Regions from separate parts of the Homo sapiens genome. Here all the other regions are linked to region 3. Evidence: chromatin contacts called from ENCODE Hi-C or POLR2A ChIA-PET data. All regions are on one chromosome and are shown on one strand. Each heading gives the region's core, a stretch centred on a gene start or an enhancer-like site at or near the end of the contact. The rest is flanking DNA. Distances are from core to core; before and after follow the strand shown.

The links. A loop is a pair of places that touch in the nucleus more often than their neighbours do. ChIA-PET counts read pairs that join two places held with the same protein, here RNA polymerase II (POLR2A). Pooled maps may share reads with other maps.
Region 1: a map of B cell shows a loop between it and region 3 (20-fold over the local background). The contact joins the enhancer-like site here to the promoter of CAPRIN1 in region 3. A Hi-C loop is called at or near these places in 4 of 168 maps with a recorded cell type or tissue (B cell, CD8-positive, alpha-beta T cell and naive thymus-derived CD4-positive, alpha-beta T cell), 16 of 37 single-sample maps with no recorded cell type and 12 of 50 pooled maps. POLR2A ChIA-PET finds 5 or more read pairs at or near these places in 4 of 52 experiments (Panc1, activated CD4-positive, alpha-beta memory T cell, activated T-cell and 1 more).
Region 2: a map of ascending aorta shows a loop between it and region 3 (5-fold over the local background). The contact joins the enhancer-like site here to the promoter of CAPRIN1 in region 3. A Hi-C loop is called at or near these places in 2 of 168 maps with a recorded cell type or tissue (ascending aorta and ovary) and 5 of 50 pooled maps.
Region 4: a loop to region 3 is called in a map of naive thymus-derived CD4-positive, alpha-beta T cell, with 4 times the contacts of the local background. The contact joins the enhancer-like site here to the promoter of CAPRIN1 in region 3. A Hi-C loop is called at or near these places in 2 of 168 maps with a recorded cell type or tissue (CD8-positive, alpha-beta T cell and naive thymus-derived CD4-positive, alpha-beta T cell), 23 of 37 single-sample maps with no recorded cell type and 13 of 50 pooled maps. POLR2A ChIA-PET finds 5 or more read pairs at or near these places in 6 of 52 experiments (GM12878, WTC11, activated B cell and 3 more).

The regions. Positions count from the first base shown.
Region 1 is chr11:34,247,771-34,254,647 of GRCh38, forward strand. The region is part of intron 1 of ABTB2 (ankyrin repeat and BTB domain containing 2); the gene reads right to left. Among named protein-coding and RNA genes, the nearest start is that of ABTB2, 110 kb to the right of the region's middle. RefSeq lists a silencer at 3,412-3,706. Within about 2 kb of position 3,406, at least 13 of the 41 ENCODE cell types and tissues checked have a DNase peak (open chromatin) inside an H3K27ac peak, as active enhancers do; they include B cell, where a contact is called at or near this core.
Region 2 is chr11:34,272,781-34,279,824 of GRCh38, forward strand. The region is part of intron 1 of ABTB2 (ankyrin repeat and BTB domain containing 2); the gene reads right to left. Among named protein-coding and RNA genes, the nearest start is that of ABTB2, 82 kb to the right of the region's middle. Within about 2 kb of position 2,096, at least 18 of the 41 ENCODE cell types and tissues checked have a DNase peak (open chromatin) inside an H3K27ac peak, as active enhancers do; they include ascending aorta and ovary, where a contact is called at or near this core.
Region 3 is chr11:34,049,283-34,056,202 of GRCh38, forward strand. It overlaps CAPRIN1 (cell cycle associated protein 1), which reads left to right and starts at 2,449. Exons shown (of 19, transcript NM_005898.5): 1 at 2,449-2,589; 2 at 3,139-3,354. The coding sequence starts at 3,139. It overlaps LOC101929918 (a long non-coding RNA gene), which reads right to left and starts at 4,045. Exons shown (of 3, transcript XR_931177.3): 1 at 3,037-4,045; 2 at 1,389-1,751. RefSeq lists silencers at 2,104-2,303, 2,163-2,712, 2,753-3,052 and enhancers at 3,663-3,732, 3,803-3,872, 3,943-4,012, 4,043-4,322.
Region 4 is chr11:34,231,404-34,238,273 of GRCh38, forward strand. All of the region lies in intron 1 of ABTB2 (ankyrin repeat and BTB domain containing 2), which reads right to left. Among named protein-coding and RNA genes, the nearest start is that of ABTB2, 120 kb to the right of the region's middle. RefSeq lists enhancers at 2,598-3,122, 2,799-3,128. Within about 2 kb of position 2,793, at least 13 of the 41 ENCODE cell types and tissues checked have a DNase peak (open chromatin) inside an H3K27ac peak, as active enhancers do; they include GM12878, where a contact is called at or near this core.

The sequences.
Region 1 (6,877 bases), core at 2,156-4,655, 200 kb after region 3:
CTAAGCACTTCACATGTACCATTTCATTTAAACCTCCTATGAGAAAACATTTAAACAACTCTATGAGAAAAGTAATTATCGGCACCATTTTGTACATGAGGAAATCGGTTCAGAGGCATAAAGGAGAAAGACACATATCTGTTGGGCATTTATGTCTTAACTCGAGGAAGAAGGCATGTATATGCTGTGTATTACACAAGCACAGGGAGAAAGAATAGCTACACCTGGTGGGCAAGGTCCTTGCTCAGCTTATGGATCCACTGTGGGAAAACCCAAAGGGAACACCAGGTAGCAATCATTCAATTTACTTATCTATAATTTTTCTTAAAAAAAAAAAAAAAAAAAAAAAAAACAGGGTCTTGCCCTGTCACCCAGGCTGGAGTGCAATGGCACAATCATAGCTCACTGCAGCCTTTGGGCTCAAGTGATCCTCCCACCTTAGCCTCTCCAGTAGCTAGGGGAGGCTTGCACCATCATGCCCAGCACATTTTTAATTTTTTTGTAGAGGGTGGGGGATCTCATTTGTAGCCCAGGCTGGTCTCAAGCTCCTGGCCTCAAGTGATCCTCCCATCTCAGCCTCCAAAAGTGCTAGGTATGAGCCACTGTACCTGGCCTCTGTTCATTTTTTAAAGGGTTAACTACCAGTTTCCTATTAAACAAACAAACAAACAAACAAAAAAAACCCTTCCTTACTACCTTTAATTATGACTTCATTTCCATTCTACATTCCTAGAAACCAGGAAGGCTATTACTGAAAGTAGGAATTTAAAAAGCAGAAAGTAAAGTGGATTACAGCCTGATCCATTTCAGGGGTGATTCTGCCTTCAGAGGAAAACCAAAGGTACTGTTTGGGCCTTTGATGTGGTCATAACACCCTCCCCTCAGCTTCCTTAAGAACGTAAAACAAGTTAATTAGTTCACAAGTGTGGTTTTCATAAGTGAACACAAACATACAACTTTTCAAAGCAGGACACATTGAGGTTGTGGGTATTTCAACTGCCAAATCTATGGGAGCAGTCACAATCTGATGTCTAGTAAATACAGGAAAACTATCACACACTGCATAAAGGCATACCACAGCCGGGCGCGGTGGCTCACGCCTGTAATCCCAGCACTTTGGGAGGCCAAGGCGGGCCGATCACCTGAGGTAGGGAATGCAAGACCAGCCTGACCAAAATGGAGAAACCCTGTTTCTACTAAAAATACAAAATTAGCCGGGCGTGGTGGCACATGCTGTAATCCCAGCTACTCAGGAGGCTGAGGCAAGAGATTCGCTTGAACCAGGGAGGCAGAGGTTGCAGTGAGCCGGGATCGTGCCATTGCACTCTAGCCTGGGCAACAAGAGCGAAACTCTGTCTCAAACAAACAAACAAAATGAAAGACACTCGCAACATGAATTTGCAAGTGGTCATGACTTGCACCCTCGTGAATGCGCAGCCTTGAGGGGAGCTGGGGTCAATGGGACCACCACTGAATCAATGACTGAAGCTCATGCCTTTAAGGACAAGCTTCAGAATCTGGCCCTGAACTGCAACTGTGGTCAGTGTAGGACGATATATGTATTAATGAAAAAGTTGGCAAGAAGTGGTGAAATAATAGCTTCACATAAAAATATCCAGAGCTGGCTGCAGGTTCTACAAAAGCAACAGCCGTAAAGTAGCTTTGACAAGAATATCCCCACCAAGGCTTCTCAAATAGTAGAAAGCACTTGGGGAATATCCTCTAGTACAATAGGGCCTAGAATGTTTACAAGAGGGCAGGCCTCCTGGCAGGTCATTTCATGACCTTCCAGAAAGGGGGAGGTCATTTGAGCTTGACCCCACTACCCCACTTGAACATCTAACTCGGAGCTTTGTCCCAGTTAAGTAAATATATGAAATGTCTTTTCTTTGTTGTTAGAGTCTTGCTCTGTTGCCGAGGCTGGAGTGCCGTGGTGTAATCACAGCTTACTGCAGCCTTGAACTCCTGGGTTCAAGTGATCCTCCTGCCACAGCTTCTGAGTGGCTGGGACTACAGATGTGCCACCATGCCTAGCTAAGTAAATATTTCTTCAGCATCCATCACTCTATAACATCAGGAGGGCTGAAGAAGCCCAGTTCACAGTCCTGTTCTCACAAAGCTTGTGGCCTGGCTGTGAAATGAGACCTTGCTGGTATAGAGTGGTCTACATGGCTCTGGCAGAATAACCCCAATGGTGCTCAGTGACTATAAAAGCATCCCTGGGGATCTGGTGACACCTTGAGCTGGTCCTGGAAGATAGAGCTGGGAAACTCAGGCAAAGATTGATAGGAGTTGGGATTCTAGGGAGGAGCCAAGGCAGAAAAGCACAAGCTGCCTTGGAACTGAAAGAACAGGGGTCTTGGAGAGCTGGGTGTTCTAAGAGCACAGAGGAGGGAAGGCTGGCAAGGTAGATGGAGGCTGAGGGTATCTAGGCATTAAGGACCTTGTATCTTCTGGCAATAAGTAGACATTGAAGGTTTCAGTGCAAGAGCAGGGGCAAATGAAGACTCCCCAGTTCTTCTTAAGGGGCCATAAGAGTCCTCTAGTACAACCAGACTGCAATCTGTAGGGCCAGGGAATCATCCCCAGCACCCATGAAGATGTCTGGCATGTAGTGCATATGCAATAAATACTTGCTCAACAAAGTGACGATAAATGTGAATCTTGAAATCTCTTCCTTCCTTGCCCAAATAGCTTAGTTTCTCATGGGAGAAAACAAGTGGAATTTATTGACATCAAATGGCAGGGTTGTGGCCAACTGCAACAATTTTTCAAACAAACCCTAGGATAAGCTTTCTGCAGAAACAGAGATAAAACTTCATCCTGAAAGAGGAGCGATGCATGTGGAAAGTGAACAGACATGGCAGAAAGACGCTTCATCATTCTAGTCTCCAGAGCAATTCCTCCCAATCCTCAGAAGCCTTCACTAAGTTTCCCTCCCTGAGAGAGAGAGCACCAACCCCAAACTTCTTTCTGCGGCTACAAATGCTCTGCTCCCTCTAATAAAGCTAAAGTTGCCATTACTGAGATCCTACCAGGTGTGTAAGGCACTTTGCAAATTACCTTCTGCCTATTTAATCCTCAGAATAACTAGGGGGGTAGAAACCATCATTGCCATTTTACATATGAGAAAACCGAGGTTCAGAGAGGTTAAGTAACTTGCCCAAGGAAGCACAGCTAGTTAAAGGCAAAGCAAGACTCACATCCAGGTCTGTCTGCCATCAAACATGTGTTTTTACCCCTATATTTACTCCTCCTTCTGATCTCTCAGGCTACACCCATGGAGTTGGCAGGTAGAAGCTGGTGGGCTAAGAGATAAATCTTCTACCCTGGCTTCTTAATAGGGGCTGGCCTGGCTGTTGTAAAGGGGAAGTAGGAGGAGCCTCTCAGAGGCAAGGAGAATGGCTCCTCCCATATTCTGTGACAACCAACACCAAAATAGAGCGGGTGAGGCTGCCCATGGGCGTGGGCTCTGCACCCTGATTTCAGAGGGCATCACTCAGCTGTGAATCATGCCTTAGTGACAGGCAAGGAGCCTGCTCAGACAGCGCTGACACTGATTCTGCTCTGGCTGAGTGACAGCCCCAGGGGAAGAGGCGGGGCTCATCTCCAAAGGGGGACCACACAGAGAAATACAGCCAGAAACACAGCTCCCGACACTGTCTCAGGCACCAGTGAAATGCTAGGGTGGCTGGCTCTGTTAAAGGGACCCTGTCCTCCTCCTTCCCCTGGGCCAACTGTTGACCGGTGTCCATGCCATGCCCAGCAGGATGTCAGCTATGCTGGGGGAAGCCGCGCACTCTCTGAGCTATAAGAGAGTACATGGAGGGTTCTTTACTTTCTCTCATTATCTGACGTGCATTTGTGTAAGACTCCTGAACTTTTTTTTATTTGCTGGGACCAGGTGCAATGCAAAAAGGTGAGTATGTTCTTCAAGTCAGAGCACTACACAGATATAAGGAATTACAGTAAAGAAAGTTAAAATGGAGTGGAGGACACAACTGTTCCTCAGGAAACAACTAAAGCAGAATGTGAGGCTATCTACAGAGACATGAGGAGTGATTCACCGCAGACTAAAAAAACAGGAGCTTGAACGATAGAAAAAGATCCAAATCATTCCTGGTATTGTTTTCCTCTTGTGCTCACTGGAAATCTGCAGCCAGTGGAGGAGACTTTCCTCACCCAGTCCCATCCTGGGAGTCACAGTGTTTAGGGCACTCAGGGATCTAAGCTGCCAAAGTCAGCCCCACCCCACTCCCATCCCCTCCACCCAGGGGCTTGCAATCCCAGGGAAGAGGAGAGTTTCATGAAAGCTGCAAAACTCACAGCAAGGCCCGGATGGTGGTTCGGAGTTCATGCTCCAGGGGTTCATGAGGCTGAGCTGAAAGGAAGTCACCTGACACAGCATGAGCCCCCACACCAGAGCTGGCCAGAGCCCCACGACTCCATGCCTGGGAAAGCCGTGGCAGGAGTGACAGCGAGGAGGCCAGATGCACGAGCCTCTTCCTGAACCATCGCATCTCCCCACTTCCTATCAGCCTTTTCTTTGGACTGGCCCCATCTCTTCCCTGGCTTGGGGCTGACTTCCCTTTAGGAATAGGTGTCTTTGGAGCATCCAGGCAGCTGATAATGACCACTGCTTAACCAGCCCTCCTCAGTCACAGGGGGAGAGTGCCATCTGGACATCATGACCTCCCCACCACCGCTGGGCATGACCCTAAGAGAAAGACTAGATTCCTAACCTGTGCTAGGGCATCTCCTGTGCCACTCCCCCAACCCTCCAACCTGCCTGAAAGAGAGGAGAGCAGGGAGAGAGAATGGGGGGAAGGGTGGGGCCAGGAGGGGGATTGGGAGACAGCCTCCTGGTCCTGGTCCAGCACCTTCCTGAGGCTTAGAAGCTCTCCTGCCCTGGGGCTCCCCTACTTCAAATAATCCTCTCCTGTCTTATTTTCCACCTTCTACTCAAACATGTTTTTATAACGTGCAACCACCAGAGACCTCCCTAACCTAGTACCAGGGCCAACTGGACTCCCAGCTGGGCCAGAGGAGGCTGGGGGACCTCCTGGGAGCTTGGACACCTGGGCCTCTCCTGCCCAACCCAGGTGGCTGTCACCTGGCCTGCACATGGCTCAGGGCCCGATTCCACCCCTCCACCCCCAGGAGGAAGAGCTGCTTTGGCAGCTGCCCTTGGTGGAGAAACCTACGTGTGCTAGCCCCTAGGTCCCCTCTTCTGTTTTCCAGCAAATCCCCATCTCCACCTGGGAAAGGCTCAGTCCAAGTGATCTCCTCAATGCTCCTCCCAGAGGATGGCAAGGCTGCTCTATGCCACACCAGAAGCCCCAGCTCCTCCAGGTGGAAAGCACAGGAGAGTCTGGGAGAATCTCCACCCCCTTCTCCCATCTCACACCCGTCCCTGGGTCACTTGCCATCTCCACAGGCCCAGAGGCCTCACCTGGGCCAGAAGACACACTAGAGGCCTGGGATTCTTCTCTCTTCTTCCTTCAGAGTGACAGGGAGCACTGTTCATGTCGGCAACTCCTGTGGCCCCTGCCCTGTTGCAGACAGACCTGCACAGCTCTGAGAAGCCAGCCCCACTCATTAAATTAATTAAATTCCTGCTTTCAAGGCTGGGCACAGTGGCTCATGCCTGTAATCCCAGCACTTTGGGAGGCCAAAGCGGGCAGATCACAAGATCAGGAGTTCAAGACCAGCCTGGCCAGCATAGTGAAACCTCATCTTTACTAAAAATACAAAAATTAGCCAGGCATGGTGGCACACTCTTGTAATCCCAGCTACTCGGGAGGCTGAGGCAGGAGAATCCCTTGACCCCGGGAGGCGGAGGTTGCAGTGAGCAGAGAACGTGCCACTGCACTCCAGTCTGCGCAATAGAGCGAGATTCCGTCTCAAAAAAAAAAAAAAAATTTTTTTTTCAGGGGAACCTACCAGGGAGCCACAGAGGAAGCAAAATGTCTGTAGTTATTGCTGCTTTTTCCTGCCTGGGCACAGTGTCCTCTCCTCCTTCATTACCTGCTGGAAGGGAGCAAAACTCTTCATTCTCCCAAGGAAGGGATCTTTCTCTGGTATGCAGGGCACTGAAGAGAAAACTTCCTTGTTTGGCCCTTGAGCTTAAAACTACCATGTCCCCCTCTCCAATCCTCCCTCAGTGAAGTTCGTGGGTCTCTCCCCAGGTGGACCGTGAGAGCACTGGCCATGTAGATTTGTAGTTTCCTATGTGGTACAGCAGTGGCAGTGTAACAGTACCCACAGCTTAATAAGTCATGACTTAAACGACTTAAGTCACTTGAGCACTTATCAAGGCCAGATACTGAGTCAAATGCTTTGCAGACACTATTTTATTAAATCCTCACAACAACACCATAAGGAAGGTATTATTACCCCCATTTGTACTGCAGAATCTCTTCCATGACTGTAAACTCATAAACTCGTGTTCTTTCTGACACCGAGAAATAAAGGGAAGCTTTTTGATTTTTTTTTGAGACAGACTTTCACTTTATCACTCAGGCTGGAGTGCAGTGGCATGATCACAGCTCACTGCAGCCTCAACCTCCCAGGCTTAAGCGATCCTACCACCTCAGCCTCCCAAGTAGCTGGGACTACAGGCATGTGCCACCACACCTGGCTAATTTTTGTATTTTCTTTTTTTGTAGAGAGGAAGTTTCATCATATTTCCCAGACCGGTCTCAAATCCTGGGCTCAAGTGATCCTCCCACCTCAGCCTCCCAAAGTAATGGGATTTGAGAGCCACCGTGCTCGGCCAATGGAAGCTTTTATTAAAACCTGTTTCCTTACATTCATGTATGGTGGTACTGCTGAATATGGTAGCCACTAGCCACATGTGGTTTTTGGGCACTTAAAA
Region 2 (7,044 bases), core at 846-3,345, 220 kb after region 3:
TCATTTTATCGTATATATGGTTTATTTCTATAACAACTTGATAACTATCATGAGACGCAGTTCAGAGCTGTGGTTAAGTGTACAGCCTCTAATTCCAGACTGTCTGAGTTCTAAAGTTGGCATGGCCACTACTAGCTGTGTGACCTTAAGCAAATTACATAACTGCTCTGTGCCCTAGTCCCCTAATCTGTAAAAGGGAAACAACAATAATAGCGTTTCTTAAAGGCTAGGAAGATTAAATAACTTAATATATATAAAGTACTTAAACCGTCCTGACATTTAGCAAACATTCCATGATTTTTAGCTTTTTTTAAATTAAAAAAATTTTTTTAAATTTTTTGTTATAATTATGTTTACTATTTTTACTATTCCTGGGTCCCAGAAAGGGAGGGGAGTGAGGAAAATCTTGGCCTGACTTCCGCCACAGGGCTCAGGCCTTCTTTTCCTTTGGTTAATGGTTGTGATGCTTTATGGAAGTGAGCCAAGGATACACCAGGGGTCTACTTTTGTTGCTTTGTTTTGGAATAAACCCATGTTACAATTTTGAGAGAAAACTCCAGGCTGTCCAGGCCTGCTCTTGCAAGGCCCGGGGTCTCTCTGTTGGGGAACCTCGACCGACTCCAGGTTTGCTGCTTCAGAGAGTAAGCTGGCAGGGGATGCAGAAGGGATACAGTGGGCTGGTTCTACTCACTTCTCCACTGGACGAAGCCAGCATTTGACCCCAGACAACAGCATCCCCAGGCATTCTGTCTTCTGCTTAAAGACTCCTCCTCCATCTGAACTGTGGCCCCTTGATGGGCTTCATGGCTGAGTAACACTGGCAGACCTCCGAGGAGAGGGATGGAACAGGGCCTGATCTGACAACAGCCTCCCAGAGAGAAGTGACGGTGGCTACACAGTCTGGCTTCAAGGTCAAAGTTCCTAAAACCTTGCATCCCTTTATGCACTAGTACTGGGGCAACGATCTAGAAAAGTGAAAGGAACTCAGACACCTTTGACTGCATCATGGGCATCACTCTAAAGCAGGCTGGAGGGAAGGAATAACAATAATTATAACAAGTGAGACCCTGCCTCAAAAATAATGATATTTGGCCGGGCGCGGTGGCTCACGCCTGTAATCCCAGCACTTTGGGAGGCCGAGGCGGGTGGATCATGAGGTCAGGAGATCGAGACCATCCTGGCTAACAAGGTGAAACCCCGTCTCTACTAAAAATACAAAAAATTAGCCGGGCACGGTGGCGGGCGCCTGTAGTCCCAGCTACTCGGGAGGCTGAGGCAGGAGAATGGCGTGAACCCGGGAAGCGGAGCTTGCAGTGAGCCGAGATTGCGCCACTGCAGTCCGCAGTCCGGCCTGGGCGACAGAGCGAGACTCCGTCTCAAAAAAAAAAAAAAAAAAAAAAAAAAAAAAGATATTTAACTATGATAACAGCTACCAGTTACTAAGGACTTACTTTGCGTGGAAGTGCACTCGAGTCTTAGACTAATTCATGATGTGGCACTATCACCCTTTCTTACAATAAGTAAAAGAACAGAAGATGACAGAAGCCAAGGTCACAGCTAGTAAGCCACAGAGCCAGGATTCAAACCCAGGCTGACGGGCCTCCATTTTGGAGCTCTAAACCACCAGGCTGCACTCCATCACCAGAGACTGCAGTTCCTCTCACCTGGACTCTCAGTTTGCCCTTTATTAATACTATGATTCTTTCAGTTGTCTTATTTCTGGTTATAGCCGTTTTAATATGATCTTTGCATCCCTGCGTTAAGTAGTGGATTGGAATATACACACACACACACACACACGCGTGTGTGTGTATGTATATATTTTTTTCTTTTTTTTAAAGGCACACCTCAGCTGGATAACATTAAAAAAGAAAAGAAAAATACAGGTCATTTTTTCTTGGCCAAGAAGATATCATTGTGTCTAGGTGGGAGGTATGAGGTCAGACCAATGGTTCTGCAGAACCCTGTTTCAGACCTGGGATCCCATTAGGCATGCAGGTCAGCCACACAGTCTTGGCCGAGTGCAGTATTGCGCAAACGTGCCTTGAGTTTCCAATCTGGAAACATTTCCTGCTTTTCCACTTCCAGCCAGCTCTCATCCTCAGGCAGAGGTTGCCAGCCATTCCAGACTAAGCGGGGGTGATGACGTCAGTGGAGAGAACCGGACCAGCAGCCTGGATGCTCCGACTCCCGCCTGGGGCCTGAATCCTGGCCTCTGAAGGATGTTTCTGAGGTGGTAGTGACTCACCTGGGCTCCAGGCTGGCAAAGCTGCCTCGAGAGTCCTCATTCAGCTCCCTGCATCTTGACTATTTCTGAGGTAAACTGTGGGGACCTAAGCCCACACCACATTGAATCCCTTCCCCAAACCCAACAGGAAACATCAGATTCCATCATTTGTAATCTATCTGGCTTGGATCCATGACAGCATTCCTTACGCAAGCCCTGACTCCAACAGGGCTGAAGCCTGCAGGCCGAGGCTGTGCTGGGGAGTCTGAGTTACAGGCACCATTCTCCTCCCCTCCTGGAATGAGCCCTATTAATAATGGCTGAAGAAAAGCAGGTAAATGCCCCTCCTACCCCAGGGAAAAACATCCAGCCCTGCTGTAGAAGCCACACACACTTGACTTTCTCCAGAGATGTTTAGGGCAGGGGAAATGGGGGACCATGGCATGTCACATGCCTCCCCTGAATACAGGGCTCTCTTTTTTTTTTGTATCCTGCCTTAAGAGGGGGCTAAAGTAGCAAGCTGACCCTTGATATCCTGCCTAGAAATATCCACAGATGACACTGGTACCAACTGCAACCACGGTTTTTATGAGCACCCTAATCCACTACAAGTCACCTCCACTCAATGTGGATCCCGACTCCGTGCTTCCCTCGAGATCATTTTCCACCTGCTTTCACTAGCTGGTCTGACCAGTTTCCCTGGGCTACCAGGTCTAGTTAAGGGTGGTTGTTAATTATGCACAGAACACTAAGGAATAATAATACACTCTGCCAATCTTTCATGTCAAGAACACCAAAATTTTTGACTCAGAACTCCCTATGAGATAAAGCACTTATACCATTCTCATTGGGTCAGCTGGACACAGTCCTGTGATCCCACAGGTGGAAGAGGTCATGGCCCGAGAAGACAGCTGTCGTCCTGGAAGTCACACAACAGGGCCATTGCTAGACGGTAGAGAGGCTCCAATCAAGGCCACTGTCAAATACCTGAACAGAAACCTTTTCACATTTAATCCACCTACTCATTGAGCTCTCAGAAAATAGAAATGGCATTTGGGTATTACCAGTGTGGGAGGGCTTTGAATTGACAACTCAGGGGTCACAGTCTTTGTTTCTTAGGGGGGACTTCTAATGATATGCTCAAATAGAAAAAATTCAACATCAGAGAGCCATGTCACAAATCCTGGTTCACCAGTGCTGCTTGTTTGGTTAAAAAAAAAAAAAAAAGTTCTGATTCGATGTGACTAATAAGTCCCAAGACCACACTGTTGAAGGGTCCTAACCAATTTAAAAGTTTTAAAAAGCACTCAAAATAGATTGCCTTCCTTCTCCTCAAAACTTAATCAGTTATTCTTGGCTACAAATAAAACCAATACTGGTACTTACTTGAAGCTATACTTCATAATCCAGTTACTACTCTTAAGGGAAAATATTAATTCCTAAAATCCTACTTGGCTGTATATACCATGTGGAAAAAATATAGGGCCACAGAATTCTTCCCCACACACAGTCCCCACCCAGCCTGGCTCTCCCCCATCCGGGCCTGCCATTTCATCTCTGCTTTATTGGCATGCACATCTGGATTACATAAATTTCAAGTATGGGTTTCAATATTAGTACTGCTTAGGGTTACAATACTTGACAAATCTCAAATGCCAGGACGTCAAATCAAATTAGCTTGACCAGTCACAGAAGACAAGGGGAGAGAGGGATGGACGACTGGAGCACTACAACAATAAACAAGGTGCGCTGCTGATCCACTGTTCCTTGTTTAGCTGGCATGGAGGCTTCAGACGTGACCTAATAACCTCTCAGATCCAGGAGAATGCGAACCTGCAGGTCCATGTCTCCATCCCTTAGCAGAACAGTAGGTGCCCACTTGGCTGAGAAGTACGTGTGTATGTACGTATTTGAGATGGAGTCTTGCTCTCTCACCCAGGTTGGAGTGCAATGGTGTGATCCCAGCTTACTGCAATCTCCACCTCCCAGGTTCAAGTGATTCTCCTGCCTCAGCCTTCTGAGTAGCTGGGATTACAGGGACCTGCCACCCCACACAGCTAATTTTTGTATTTTTTGTAGAAACAGGGTTTCACCATGTTGGCCAGGCTGGTCTCGAACTCCTGACCTCAGGTGACCTACCCGACTCAGCCTCTCAAAGTGCTGGGATTACAGGCGTAAGCCACCGTGCCCAGCCAGAAGTATGTATTTAAAAGTTCAAATGAAACCATTTGGATGCAACCCCAGTTAATCTAGGGTCTCATAAAGAACATCTTTGAAATTTCAAATTTTACCTTTGTTACTCAAGTTCAGGTCTTAGCCCGTGGAGGTAGCTTTTGGCATGTCATGACCCTGGTATTTCAAGAGGGTGGTGGATTGGTAAGTCATGCAATTCTTCATGATAAAATCTAGGAGTGAGTGGCTACAAAAGAAGTTATCAAATACTTTTCATTTCATTTCCTAAATGTCTTATTTAAAAAAAAAAACAAACAGATTTGGCTGGGTACGGTGGCTCATGCCTGTAATCCTAGCACTTTGGGAGGCCAAGGTGGGTGGATCACTTGAGGTCAGGAGTTCCAGACCAGCCTGGCCAATATGGTGAACCCCATCTCTACAAAAATCAAAAATTAGCCAGGTGTGGTGGTCACACCTGTAATCCCAGCTACTCAGGAGGCTGAGGCAGGAGAATCGCTTGAACCCAGGAGGCAGAGCTTATAATGAGCACTGCACTCCAGCCTGGGTGACAGAGCAAGACTCTGTCTCAAAAACAAAATGAAACAAAACAACAGATTCTCTTTTTTTTTTTTTTTTTTTTTTGAGATGGAGTCGTGCTCTTGTTGCCCAGCCTGGAGTACAATGGCACAGCCTCAGCTCACTGCAACCTCCACTTCCCGGGTTCAAGCGATTGTCCTGCCTCAGCCTCCCAAGTAGCTGGGATTACAGGTGCCTGCCATCACACCTGGCTAATTTTTGTATTTTTAGTAGAGACAGGGTTTCGCTGTGTTGGCCAGGCTGGTCTCAAACTCCTGACCTTGTGATCTGCCCGCCTCGCCCTGCCAAAGTGCTGGGATTACAGGCGTGAGCCACTGCGCCTGGCTCAGATTCTCCTTTCTTAATATTCACATATCACTTGTTATAAACTTTTGCAATCTACAGAAGGAGCAGGATATAATACAAAAAAACTAAAAAAAAAAGTTAAAAAAATAAAAATAAACTTTGGGGATAATTAGATAATCTAGAATTTCTTCAGTGTTTTTCCTAGCTGCTGGGGATGTTAAAGGGAAAAAGATGCTCATGGAAATTTGATTTGGGTGCTGCTGGACTGAACAAGGTTAAGTTTGTTTCCTTACTGCAGGACTTCTCAGGGCCTTGAATATGCAAATTGCATATTATAAAATGCAAAGAAGGAAAGACAGTGCATTGCATTTTCTAAATATATTTGGCCATGGAACCTTTTCCTGTGCTACATTTTCATAGTATTCTGAGAACCACTTTGGGGATTAGTTGACCCTAAGTCCTCTGGTTAATCATTATCACCCTAATCCCTGATAGAGAAACTAAGGCTATACAATGTGCTGGCCTCCATTTTGATGCACTGAGGGAATGGCTGAGTGTCCTCACCAGTCCTTGTTAAGGCACAAGGGACAGAATCATGCCTAACTTCCCACAGTCCCCTGCAGGGCCTGTGCTTGTCAATAACACTGCTTACTTCTTTCCAGGTCTCCAAAATGTCCAACACCCGGGTAGGAGTGGGCATTTCACTGGCGCCTTCATAAGAGCTAAATCATTGCACACACAAAGCTGTGTGCTGGCATTTCCAAGTCGGAGAGACTCAGTGCCAACTTGGAAAACACTTAGGAGATGTGCTTCAGGTCAGGCTCCCCATAAACAGGCTGGGAAAGTGGCCAAAGATCCCAGCCACTGTGGAAGTGCAATGGACTCTGGAGATTACAATTAACCTCTGGGGCAGTGTAATGTCTGATAATGGCCTGCAAAAAGTACATACAGAAATGCAGCTCCATGGGTATAATGTGTCTGCACAGGTGTTTCGTTTTCTTGCTAGGGTTCTCAGTCACTGGGGAAAACTAAGCAGAAACAAACCATCCTCTTACTTCAAAATGAAACCCCAGCAAATGCATGAACTGTCCAGTTTGTGAGTGAGATAGAATGAGCATTACTAAGGTGCTATTTATTCATTAGCACCACCAGTTCCTGAAAGCTCACTACTGCCACATGCTTTGCAATGTGTTCTTTATATATTTATATTTATCTTTTTAAATAGAGATGGGGTCTTGCTATGTTGCCAAGGCTGGTCTTGAACCCCTGGCTCAAGTCATCCTTCTGCCTCAGCCTCCCAAAGTCCTGGGATTATAGGAGTGAGCTGCCATGCCCGGTCTGTTCTTTACTTTAATCCTCATTATAATCCTATAAAGAGCCTACTATTTTATTCCATTATACAGATGAGGAAATGAGACCAGAGAAGTCAAAGATCCAGACAGAGTTAGGGGCAAAGCCAGAATCTGAACTCAGATCTATTTGGCGTCATAGCCTGAGCTTCCCCAACCTATCTGTCTGACACTTATTTATGAATCCTTAACTTTATACTATGTACAGTGGGGGTTAAATGGACCAGACAGGGATTCTACTCTCAAGAAGAAATCAGATGTTAAGACAAAAGGCCCGACACATAAAGATCTAAACTCTAGAAGGTGCTAACACTCACAGAGAAAATAACTTTTACAGCCAGTGACTATTCTAAATGCTTTTCTTTTCTTTCTTCTTCTTTTTTTTTTTTTTTTTTGAGATGGAGTTTTGCTTTC
Region 3 (6,920 bases), core at 1,199-3,698:
ATTTAAGCAGATGTGATGCATATCTACTTGTCTAAAGCATTTAATTGACTGAGATATTCCTGAGTTCTCTTGTGGTACAGTGATCAGCAACACTTGAGATATGGCATCAGCATGAATCTACTGAGTGACTACTACGAACAGGGCCCTCTGTTGAACTGTGATGGATGTGTACCATTTGCAGTTGTTTTTTGTTTTTTGAGACAGTCTCACTCTGTTGCTTAGGCTGGAATGCAGTGGCACAATCTTGGCTCACTGCAGCCTCTGCCTCCCGGGTTCTCGTGCCTCAACCTCCTGAGCAGCTGTAATTACAGGCATGCGCCACCACACCCAGCAAATTTTTTTGTATTTTTAGTAGAGACAGGATTTGCCATATTGGCCAGGCTGGTCTCGAACTCCTGACCTCAAGTGATCTGCCAGCCTTGGCTTCCCAAAGTGTTGGAATTACAGGCATGAGCCCCTTCACCTGGCCCCTTTGTAGTTTTAAACCAGGGATTGGCAAACACTTTTTTTGTAAAAGAAGAGATAGTATTCTAGGTTTTGCACACCCTACTGTCTGTTGCACACCCAAGTACTCAACTCTGCTGTGCTATGGCAGAGAGGCAGTCATAGAATGGATGTGCATAGATGGATTGGATGTCTCCCAATAAAACTTTAGACATTGGTCAATTCCGAGGAACAAAACAGTGATTTCTGAAACTTTAATGTACACACAAATCTCCTGAAGATCTTGTTAAAATGTAGATTCAGTTAAGTCTGCTATGCAGTCCAAGATAGTAGTGATAGTGGTAGTGAGAGAGGTTGGGCTGAATAAACTTTGAGTTGCAAGGAGCTAAAGGATTATCATCTCCGTTTCTAGCCTCTAGGCCTGGCATAATTGCTCAGCGTAGTGCTAAGGATGGTTTAGGTGACTAAATTTTGAAACTATGACTCCCCATCTAATGCAGCAAAAGCCAAAGTCCTTACCGTGGTCTTTCAGGCCCTACAAGACCAGCCCCCTTTAATATGTTTGACCTCATCTCCTACTCTCTGCTCTTGCCACTATGGTTTCCGTGCTGTTCCTTGAACCCAAAAAGCACACTCCGTCTCAGATCTTAGTACTTGGTGTTTCCTCTACCTGGAAAATTCCTCCTCCAAGGTAGCTGCTTAGCCTTCTTCCTCACTTCCTTCAGTACTAGCTCAAATGTCAGTAAGGCTTTCCCTGACCACCGTTTTTTCTTTTCTCTACCATTTCACTATCTGACATGTATTTACTTGTCTTCCCCTTACTTAGATTGTAAGCTCCATGTAAATATGTTTTGTTCATAATCCCTAGCACTTAAGAGTTCCCAGCACACAGTAAGGTGCTTAATAAATATTTGAATGAATATATAACAGACTTTGCAGCTAACCAGGATATCTTGAGGTCGGAGGCTGCTGTTGTTTCTCCAGGCTCCCTCAGGATGCACTGTTGCCAGTCAGCGTTACTCATTTTATTCCCTAGGGAACAGTGGGTTTGGTAGAACTCTCTTCTAAATCTCTTTTTCATAGAATTTAAATTATAAATTGGTCATTTACTGTTGTCACACAATATTGCGTTGCTGAATTTTCCACTGATTATATTCATTTTATTTCCTCCCAGAACTTGGTTTCTTGTTTTTCTGCTCACTGTCCACACCCACTCCACCCCAAGGCTGGAATAATTCTCTTGGAGCAAAAAAATCATCTTTTTCTTTGTATTTCATTGAACGTTCTCTTTACAGTGTTAGGTAAACCTAAAAAAAAAGGAAACAAAAGTCTAATAATTCGTAATACTCAGGCCTACTGGATGTATAACATCATAGGGTAGCTGAAGACTCTTTGTGAGGCCAGAGCTTTAGGATTTAAAAAGCCACCAACCATGACCGTGTCCGACACGTTCTACAGAGAACTCCTAGGTTACTGGGTGATTGTTTGGTGGGGAAGCGGCGAGTTGTCTTTTTTTCAAAAGACGTTTTGGGGTATGGAGTTTGCTCGCTCTGCATACAGAAGGAATTCTAGAAGCTGGGATCGCACCACCCACCCCACGCACCCCTTACTTGCAGAAACCTTTGCCCCCCAACCCCCACCCCCACCCCAAATAAGGGCTCTTCAAGGGGCAGTTGCCAGCTCCAGAGCCAGCTGCTTGACACCTATTGTCCCCGTTTGGGCGTCAAACGATTTCGCCTGAAGGACCCTAGCGTCGATTGCTCTCAAAACTCAAGGGGCCTTTCCTTCGGCCTTGCCGGGGCCATCCCCACCTGCGTCCAGGAGGCGCCCCACAGCGCCGGGGCCGGGGGACGGCGGAGAAGCTAGCGGGCGGCCTCTTCCGGGCAGGCGTTCGCGCCGGGCAGCCCGAGCGGCCGCGAAGGCCCCCGCTCTCCGCTTCTCCCGCCCCTCGCGACCCAGAGGGCTGCTGGCTGGCTAAGTCCCTCCCGCTCCCGGCTCTCGCCTCACTAGGAGCGGCTCTCGGTGCAGCGGGACAGGGCGAAGCGGCCTGCGCCCACGGAGCGCGCGACACTGCCCGGAAGGGACCACCACCCTTGCCCCCTCAGCTGCCCACTCGTGATTTCCAGCGGCCTCCGCGCGCGCACGGTGAGCGCCACCCGGGACCGAGCCGCTGCAGGGGAAGAGGGCCGCTGCGCCCGGGTGTCCTTTATCTCCGGACCCGCTGGAGCTTCCGAGGGGCTTGCCCCCAAGTCCCCCCACCCCACCCCGGTCATTTCCCATGCCCTTCTCTGCCCCCAAGCCCCGACCTCTCTCTTTCCTCCCTTCTCCGGAAGCCGGCAAAAGCCGGCCCTCCCCGGTAGGGACCGTTGCAGTGGCCGTTGGCGGCCGGCGCGGCGATGCCCCGCCTCCGGCGCGAGCCTCGGAGCCCCCGGGCTGGTAGGCCGAGCCGGCGGCTCCGCGGGGGAGGGGCGGGTCGGGGGGCGGTGCGAGGCCCAGCCGGGCGCCCCGCTGGCGGGTCGCGCGCGCGCCCGCGCACTCTTCCTGCCCTCGAGGCGCGCCGCGCCCCCTCCCCCACCCGCTCGCGTAGGCTACCGCTCGCTGCGCGTTTTGTCCCGCGTCTCGCCCCGTCCGTCTCCTGACTGGCCGCTCTTGTCCTTCCTCCCGCTTTTTCTTCTCTCTCCTTGCGGTCTGAAGATGCCCTCGGCCACCAGCCACAGCGGGAGCGGCAGCAAGTCGTCCGGACCGCCACCGCCGTCGGGTTCCTCCGGGAGTGAGGCGGCCGCGGGAGCCGGGGCCGCCGCGCCGGCTTCTCAGCACCCCGCAACCGGCACCGGCGCTGTCCAGACCGAGGCCATGAAGCAGATTCTCGGGGTGATCGACAAGAAACTTCGGAACCTGGAGAAGAAAAAGGTGCCAGGAGTTGGCGGGGAAGGGAGGGGTGGCTGCGGCCGGGCTCTGCGGCCCCTCCGACCCTGGTCGCTGGAGCCTTCGCTTCTTTTCGTCTCGGGAGCGTTACTAGGTCCCCTCCTCCCACCCCCTGGCCCACACGCCCCGTCTCCACGTTCAGCGGGAGCTTCGTGCCCAGAAAACGGGCTCTTGGAAGAGGCACTTGTCACCTGACTCGGACGCGGCACTGTACCCCAGGCCTCTTTATTACTCTTCCGCTGTGGGTCCGGCTTTTTGGCCTTTAGGAGTGGGACATGTGAGGGTGGGGGCCTGTCGTCAGGACTTCACTGTATGGTGCCCTTCTTTCCGTCTCTGAGGCCCGATTTCTCTGACGAGGGCCCAAAATGAAGAGGTCCCTGCGCGGGGGGCTCCGGGTTCAACCGACCGCCTCGTGGAGTTGGGGCGGCCTGCGTCCTGCAGCCTTGGGGTCTGTCCGCTCGGTTACCATGCACTCGAGACCTGTCGAGCGTCCCCTCTTCTTCCGTAGGAGAGAAGTGTGTTTAGAATCTTAAGGTAGAACTGCCTTTCCGGCAGGCCCATTTTGAATGGGTCTTCGATTTGCTACCCCCGCGCCCATGCGATGGGCTCCCCTGCGTTTCCCTCTTTGTTTCAATTGTTTAGGTGTCCCCCCGAGCCTCAGGCTCAGCTCAATCGCGAGATGATTTTCTGCAGCGACTTTTTGTTCCTAGGGGACTGTGAAGGGGCGGGGGACTGCCACGATTTAGATTCGTTGGGGGCTGGGTCCTGGGGAGACTGGAGAGGATGGCTGGGACTCGGGGCACATGGAGAGAGCGTCTAACATGGCGGCGGCTGCGGGGAGAGGGAAGCGCTTTACTGGAGCTGCATTGTGAGCACAAAGCGAAAGCAGAGGGGGAGGGCAGAGACCAGGCAGCCGCCCCGACTGGCCTCCTTAGGCCCCCCTCTAAAAAAAAAAAAAATCGAGCCACACCCACGATTTTTTGGATTCAATATTTAGTCCTTGTAGATCAAACTACTGAGGTATATCTTCATCTGCAAGTCAGCCTTTTGTTTTATGCTTTCATCGCAGGACAGTGTAAACTCTTGTTTAGAGGGGCGTGTGTATGTATGTAGAGAAAAGGTCTGGGCAGAGTGAATAATTAAAATGAGTAAGATCAGAGGTGGAAGGGGAGAAACAAATTAGTCGTTTGTAAAAACGAGGTAATTACGTCTGTGACTATCATGTTAACTTGAATTTTACCTTATAAAGTAAAATGAAGCCTTGATAACTTCTACTTGTCTGCCTCTAGGAAAACATATTTATAACATCTTGAATTTCCAGGAAATCATTTTGCAGTGTTTATGTGGCCAGACACCTAATAGTGTTACTTGAGGTGCTGATATAGTAACTGGCTAAAACTTGGGCTGTGGGAAATAAGTTGAAGAAAACTGGTGATGTTTAGGTCTTATTAATTTTACTTATATATTTTACATTTTGGGAGAGTTTTAAAACATTTAGATTTGATACTTCCCTGTTTCATCTTCGGTATTGAAGGTTGGAAGTTTTACTTGAATTTCATGGACTTGGGATTTCTTTTTTTTCCCAATCCTTTATTTTGATAAATGTATGTTTTATTATAGGTAATTGGAATAGTAAATGTAGTTACATCAAGAAAGTAACAAAAGTATTTTAAGTGTAAGGTAGCTACATTCAAATGTTGAATGGAATAAGCATGCCCAAGGCCAGTATCTTCTGAGTCTGACACATGATTTAGTTTACCCTGTTGGGTATCTTCTTAAATTTTTTTTTTTTTGAGACGGAGTTTCGATCTTTTTGCCCAGGCTGGAGTACAATGGCGCGATCTCAGCTCACTGCAACCTCCACCTCCCGGGTTCAAGCGATTCTCCTCCCTCAGCCTCCCAAGTAGCTGGGAGTACAGGTGCCTGCCACCACGCCCAGCTAATTTTTTGTATTTTTAGTAGAGACAGGGTTTCACCCTGTTGGCCAGGATTGTCTCGATCTCTTGACCTCCTGATCCGCCCGCCTTGGTCTTCCAAAGTGCTGTTACAGGAGTGAGCCCCTGTGCCCGGCCTCTTTTTAAAATTTTAATGCAGTAAGCAAGCCTGCTGATCTGGCTGCTACTTGAGTTTTTGATTCTTTAGAATTTCTTGGAAATGTTTTTTTCTAGGACAGTAATTGAACATAAAATATTAATGATTGTGAACATTAATAATGTGTTAATACTAATTATGAACATTAATGATTAGTGATATAAAGTGTAGAGACATTAATGACTGAAAGATAACTCCTCAGAGAAGTTAATATAAAGGTAGGTGCTGATTGGCAGCCAATTTAGTTGTGAGGTGGCTGTTAGAATCTAGTGTTCAAGTACTTCTGAAAAAAAAATATAAATCTAGTTTATAAGCCCCTCCTGAGGACTTGAACCATGACTGGTCATTAAATGTGTATAGGTGTATGTGAATTACTATACTCTGTCATACCCTACCCTCAAGTGATTTTGTTATTTTATTTTTATTTTTTGAGATGAATCTCTGTTGCCCAGGCTGGAGTGCCCAGGCTGGAGTGCGGTAGGATGATCTTGGCTTCCTGCAACCTCCACCTCCCGGGTTCAAGTGATCCTCCCGCTTCAGCCTCCTAAGTAGCTGTGATTACAAGTGTGCGCCACCACCCCAGGCAATTTTTTTTTCTTTGAGAAGTCTCGCTCTTGTCCGCCAGGCTGGAGTGCGACGATGTGATCTCGGTTCACTGCAACCTCCGCCTCCTGGGTTCAAGCGATTCTCCTGCCTCGGCCCCCCGCCCAGAGTAGCTGGGGTTACAGGCACCTGCCACCACGCCCAACTAATTTTTGTATTTTTAGTAGAGACAGGTTTTACCTTGTTGGTCAGGTTGGTCTAGAACTCCTGACCTCAGGTGATCCAGCCGCCTCGGCCTCCCAGAGTGCTGGGATTACAGGTGTGAGCCACCATGCCGGGCCTCCCCTAAAGTCATAAAGGAGAAAATAATGTAATTATTACATAGGTTATTAACTAGGCTAATACATACTGAAAGATTGCCGTGTTAATAATGGAGATTCAACAAACTGCACAAAGTAACTTTTTTTTCTGTCTTCTCAGTGTTTTAAGTGGTAGATAGCAGCAAAAAGGTCAAGTTACAGTTAAGTCTTGAGACTTTGATAAGCCACAGACTGAACTCTACCTACATGTTAAGTAGTTAAGTTGGCAGTATTGATGTTGACTTAATTGCTATTAAAACTATATCTTTTGCCCTTTGAAAAACCCAGGGCATTTGGATTTGCCCTAAATTTAAGCACATCTGGTTTTTAGTTTAAATCCTTTTTATATTTAGATGATTTACTTGTGAGAAGACTTAACTGTTTTTAAGTATAAGTGAGCATTTCTAATGCACTAAAATAGGATTGCTTTACAAATCAGTTTTGAATTCCTCTTTAGAAACCCTTGTGGAGTAAAGTGAGGTACTATTTACAATTAGATTTGTTTTGACTTCAGTCCATTTAGCAACTTACATTTGAGCTTTATTTCAATCTTGACCT
Region 4 (6,870 bases), core at 1,543-4,042, 180 kb after region 3:
ATGGAATGCACACAGTGACTTCACTCTAAAGACTACAGAGTGGACGTGGCCTGAGGGGCGGGAGTGGGGAATAATACTTGACAGTAGAGAAACCAGACAAACATTATCGGGTGGTCAAGGTTAACATCATCAGTGACAAGTCATGTTGATAGTGTGTATTCTTCTTATTCTTGTTTTTTTCTCCTGAGACGAAGTTTCACTCAGTCGCCCAGGCTGGAGTGCAATGGCGCAATCTCAGTTCACTGCAAACTCCGCCTCCTGGGTTCAAGCGATTCTCCTGCCTCAGCCTCCCAAGTAGCTGGGATTACAGGCGCATGCCACCATGCCCAGCTAATTTTTTGTATTTTTAGTAGAGATGGGGTGAGCCCCGCACCCGGCCGATAGTGTGTATTCTTGATATGATGAGTATGACACTTTACCTCTGTGGACTTCCCCGCAAAAAACCCTATAACCCCACACTAGTCATGAGAAAAACTTTAGACTGAAAGATATTCTGTAAAATATCTGATCAGCTCTCCTCTAAACTGTCAAGCTCACCAAGAACAAAGAAAGTCTTGTCACAGCCAAGAAGAATCTAAGGACATATAACAACTAAATATGGCATGGGTTCCTGAGACAGAAAAAGGACATTAGGTAAAAACTAAGGAAATCCTAAAGAAGTATGAACTTTAGTTAATAATGTTAATAGGGGAAACGGTGTGGGGTATCTGGAAACTTTCTGTAATACTCTTGCGACTTTCATGTAAATCTAAAATTGTTCTTATGCTGGGAGTGGTGGCTCATGCCTGTAATCCCAGCACTTGGGGAGGCCTAGGTGGGTGGATCATTTGAGGTCAGGAGTTCAAGACCAGCCTGGCCAACATGGTGAAACCCCATCTCTACTAAAAATACAAAAAATTAGCAGGGCATAGTGGTGCACGCCTGTAGCGCCAGCTACTTGGGAGGCAGAGGCATGAGAAGCACTTGAACCTGGGAAGCGGAGGCTGCAGTGAGCTGAGATCGCGCCACTGCACTCCAGCCTGGGCAATAGAGGGAGACTCTGTCTCAAAAAAAAAAAAAAAAATTGTTCTTAAATGAGACATTTAAATCCTAGAGAAAAGGAATATCCCAGAAGCACCATCACGAGGCCTAACCTAATCCCCAGCAAGGGACCTCTCGAGACCTTCTGAAGCCCCACCACAATCTGTAGCCTTCTCTCACAGACCACTTAGTATCTACTCATTTACATATCCATTTGTTTGCAAAGTATTTATCGAGCCCTTGGCCTTGGGTGCAGGGTGGTGGTTGGTCAGGGGGCATGGTGGCTCCCACTTGTAATCTCAGAACTTTGGGAGACCAAGGTGGGAGGATCACTGAGACCAGTTTGGGCAACATAGTGGGACTCTGTCTCTTAAAAAAAAATACATAATAATAAATAAAATTAGCCAGGCGTAATGGTCCCAGCTTCTTGGGAAGCTGAGGTGGGAGGATCTCTTGAGCCTGTGAGGTCAGGGCTGCAGTGAGCCATAATCACACCACTGCACTCCAGCCTGGGTGACAGAAGGAGACTCTGTCTCAAAAAACCCCCTAACCTCCCCCCAAAACCCCAAATGCCCCGCAAAACATATACTACCCCCTCCATCATGCTGGGAGCCACTGAAGGGAGACACCCTGTCATAGTGGTTTGGTCCTCCAGTGGCTAGGGAGGTAGCTGTTTGCTAAGTGAATGTTAAGTCCATCCCAGTCGCTTCCTGCTAACAGTCCACCACGGGAAGTTAGGCATTTAATAATGAGGACACAATTAGGACACCTGGGCTTGGTGCATGAGGATTTTTCTTTTTATTTTTTTGAAGACAAAGCAAAACAAAAAAACAACCCTTTCTTTTTGAGACAGGGTCTTGCTCTATTACCCAGGCAGAAGGGAAATGGCATGATCATGGCTCACTGCAGCTTTTTTTTTTTTTGAGACAGAGCCTCCTTGTTGCCCAGGCTGAAGTGCAGTGGTGTGACCTTGGCTCACTGCAGCCTCCGCCTCCCAGGTCACTGCAGCGTTAAACTCCTGGGCTCAAGCAATCCTCCTGCCTCAGCCTCCCAATTAGCTGGGACCACAGGGGTACACCACCACACCCAGCTAAGTTTCTAAAAATGTTTTGTAGAGACAAGGTCTCACCATGTTGCTCAGGCTGGTCTTGAAATCCTGGGCTCAAGCAATCTGCCTTGGCCTTGCAAAGTGCTGGGATTATAGGCATGAACCACTGTACCTGGCCCACCTTTTTTTTTTTTATTATAAAGGTAATTATGATTATTTTTTAAAAATCAGAAAGGAATAATGAATAAAGTTTCTTTTAATACTACCTCCCAGAGATAACTATTATTAATATATTATAATTTTTCTTCAAATAGGCTTTTAGTACAAATAGTACATGTACAAATACATGTACTAACCTATCAATTTTTTAAAATCACAAACCGAATTTGAGAAACAGGAACATAATGAAATTATTTTTCACCTAATGCTGAATCCTGTATTTTGTGGACATCTTTTCAGGTCAGTGTGTTTGGATATATATTTCTTTTTAAGACCTACACAGTTTCCAGGGTCATCGCTCCCTCAAATTTGAATTGTCAGCTTGATCCCTCTCAGAAGACTAGAGAAACCATACATCCCAGGGCACCTGAAGCAGGGCCAAGCTGGGCTGCAGGTATTTTCCACAGTGCTCTGGCAAGGCCTTCTCCGTGGCTCAGTTAGGGGGTTTCCCTTCTCCCCTCCCCTCCCCTGTTGGGGTGGGGGCAAGGGTAAGAGCGTCTCCCTGGAGGAGGTGCCTAAAGCAGGCTGTGAGTCACTCAGATGAGCTTCCGGGTGAAGTCATGCTGAGAAGCTATTTGCAGACACCTTACTCAAGGAGGCCTAAGGAAAGCATGGGGGGATGCCATCTCAAGCGAGAAATGGAGAACTTTTAGATTCTCCCCTCCCTGGCCTTTCTAGAGCAGAGGCTGTAACCGGAATATCAGAGACACAGTAAATTACCTGGGATTTCCCCATCAGGGAGATTCCTGGGTTACTCTCACTGATAACAAGACTAACTACTCACACCCAGGGTCCCAGGGTGAGGCTGGGCAAGGGAGGCACCAGGGCTGGTTCCACTGCTCAGAGGAGAAATGCAATTCTCTCCTGTGCCTCAAAGTCCAGCATTGTGAGAACACCTCGGATGCCAGCTCTGGCTCCGCCTCTCACAAAACCTAGGTAAAGTGCTTTGTGCGGAATCTTTTCCTTATGAAAAGGCAGGGCTACCAGGCAGTGCCAAGCCCTGGGACAGTCAGGTAACTAATTGCCTATTGCGACTCCCAGCTTACAGGGTAATGCTACCTGCTCCTGCTTAACCTCAGAGACTGGGAATCCCAGTTCTGCCACAGAAGAGGGCCCTTTTAGTTTCCCTGAAGCACTTATACAGAGATTATTGTGTTTATTTTATTTATTTATTTATTTATTTTTGAGACAGAGTCTCGCTCCTTCGCCCAGGCTGGAGTGCAGTGGCGCTATCTTGGCTCACTGCAAGCTCTGCCTCCTGGGTTCACGCCATTCTCCTGCCTCAGCCTCCCAAGTAGCTAGGACTATAGGCGCCCGCCACGGCGCCTGGCTAATTTTTTTTTTGTATTTTTAGTAGAGATGGGGTTTCACCGTGTTAGCCAGGATGGTCTCGATCTCCTGACCTTGTGATCCGCCTGCCTTAGCCACCCAAAGTGCTGGGATTACAGGCGTGAGCCACCGTGCCCGGCCGAGATTATTGTGTTTATTAATTTGCTTACTTGCTCAGTATCTGGTGCCCCTACTCCCTCTAAAATGCAAGCTCTGCATAGCAGGGATTGCCTGAAAAATGTCAGCCACATAGATGCTCAAGACATTTCTAGAAAAGAAATGAATGCCATCAGCCAAATATCTGACCATGACCCGGGGTAAGTACTTAACCTCTAGACCTCAGTTTCTTCATCTGTAAAGCGGATATGGTTTCTTCTCTGTAGTGGTTATGAACATATCGCATAAAGCACTAAACCCAATGCCTGACACATAGCAAGAGTTCAATAAAAGGGCTCTCTCTGTTATCCTCAGAGATGACAAGGATCTTGAACCCCACAATAAACTGCTACATCTCCAATACTGAATGAATTAGCCTCTGTTCAATAAGCCCCACAGGAAGGGGAGCGGGGGAGGTCAAAAGGAATTGGTGCCTGTGATCCCACCTTCCTAAGAGGATTTGCCTATCAGAGCCATCCAGGACCTGATTGGGGATCTCCTTCTGGCTTTTAAGCCACAAGCCATGAATACTGCTGACACCACTCCTATGAAGTAGCAACAAGTGATCCATCGCTAATTGCACTTTGCAGAGCTTTTTCTGATCCATGCTAGAGGCATTAATTAGCTGCAGGAGGTCAGCGCTAGCTAAGTGAACACTCTTTGTGCCCCAGGTAAGGAGACCAAGCTGAGAAGGCAGAGCAGAGCCTGTTCCTCCTTGAAACAAACTTTCAGGCAGCAAAGCCCTAAACAGAGACAGCTGTGTGGTCTGGGCAAGCACAGCGCCTAGCTTCCCTGCTGCCCACACTCAGAAGCAGGCTGAGCGCCAGACGGGGAGAGATGCTGCTGGGTTCTGGGGTGGACAGACATCGTGGACATCGGGTGCAGGCTGGTGGGTACACCCCTGCAAGGAAGAGAAGGGTAAAGGCCAGGTGGGAAGTCCGTGGATATTCTTGTTGGCAGAGGGAGATTAAAAATAGAAAAAAGAGACAGGGCTGGAGAAAGAGGAGGGGAGAAAAAGTATTAAAATAGAGTTTTTTCCCTGGAAAGAAGAGGTCATTTGGAACAGTCACTTCATATGAAAGGTAAAAAAATGTGTTTTGAAATAGCTGAGAAAATATGGAAATTTTCTTCTTCCTTTGCTCTTGTTGTAGAAGGGTAGAGAATTCACACTTGTCTTCTACCTCCAGAAGGCACAGGGCAGAAAACACAGGACTCTCTTTAATGTGCCTTTTAAGACAAAAAATTCTTTCTAATTTGGGGTGGGTCACTCGACAGGTTTCAGAGAGGTTATTTCTAGGGCTGGAGAAGGACTCTGTGCCGCCAGTTTTCCCTAACAGCAGCATTTTAAGCAGCAGATTTTAGGTAGCTTGAAGCCAGAGGACCCCATTCTCTTTTGATGCCTCCCCGGCACCCCCTCCCCTCAATCCACTGATTTACTCCGGGAGGCCTCAGGGCCCAAGGCCAGGCCTTGATCTCCTGGGGAAGCAGAAGTGATTGAGATGCCGATACATCAGGCCTGTTAGCCAGGCCAGGAGGGAGACAGGAGGATAAAGAGACAAAGAACCGAGGAGGGTAGATAAACGAAATCGCATCAGCCGCAAAGCTGCTCGCTCCTAGATAGATTAGCACCTTCCTCTGCCCTAATCATTCCAGACAGCCTCTGCAGCTTGGGTGTGCCCAGCCATCTGGGAACCCTCAGGGATTCGGACTCTATTTTGGCAGCTATTATCTGTGGGGGAAATAATTCTCTCCTTGGTGAACCTCAAGTTTATGAGAAAGTTGAATGTATGCAAAAAGACAAAATCATTTAAACTGTACAAGGGAAGCAAGCTGTTTAGAAGTATTTTATGGAGTCGTGGCCAAGAGTAGGGGCTTTGGGGACAGAATATGTACCTCTGGATCATCTTGGACAAGTTACCGAACCCCTCTGTGTGTGTTGAGGTTTTCTCATCTGTAAAATGGAGCCCACAGTACCCACCTCTATCAGGTTGTTATGAAGATTAAATATGCAATAGATACACAGTAAACATTCCATACTGGGGGCTTTCATGCTTTCATACTGATTACCACGGCTGTGTCCTCGTGATTTTCCTGGATATTCTTTTTTTTTTTTTTTTTTTTTTTAGACCGAGTCTCGCTCTATTGCCCAGGCTGGGCAGTGGCGCCATCTCAGCTCACTGCAACCTCCACCTCCCAGGTTCAAGTGATTCTCCTGCCTCAGCCTCCCAAAGTGCTCGGATTTCAGGCGTGAGCCACTGCGCCTGGCCTTTCCTGGATATTCTGATTTCAAATTGTTTTCCTGTTATCTCCATAAATGAATTTGCCAGATTTATGATTATGATCAGAATATGGTCTTCTTAAAGGGTAGTCTCATTTTCTGAATCATTATTTGTATAAATCTGGACATTTCCCAGTTCAGGCTGGCTTCAGTAAGAACCCACTAAAGGCCAGGCTCACTTCTGTAATCCCAGCACTTTGGGAGGCCAAGGTGGGCAGATCACCTGAGGTCTGGAGTTTGAGACCAGCCTGACATGGTGAAACCCCATCTCTACTAAAAATACAAAAATTAGCTGGGCATAGTGGTGGGCGCCTATAATCCCAGCTACTTGGGAGGCTGAGGCAGGAGAATCGCTTGAACCTGGGAGGTGGGAAGTGGAAGTTGCAGTGGGCCGAGATCGCACCATTGCACTCCAGCCTGGGCAACAAGAGTGAAACTCCACTCAAAAACAAACAAAAAACGCTATGCCACCCACCACCACCCTGGACCACACTCTCACTAAGTCTTTAAATTGATACCCCATTTGCCCTGATGTGTGATTATTCATTGTATGCATGTATCAAAATATCTCATGTACCTCATAAATATATATACCTGCTATATACCCACAAAATTAAATAAATTTTAAAAAATATTTAAATTAGCTTCAAAGCCCTATATTATCTCCCATACTCCCAGCCTCTCTGGCTACCCACACTAGCTGCCTCCTTGCTGTTCTCAAACATGCTAGCCACAGGGCCTTTGAACTTACTGTTCCTTTTCCTGAAGTATTCCTTTCCCCTGGCATCTGCATGGCTAGGTCCCTCACGACCTTCAGGGC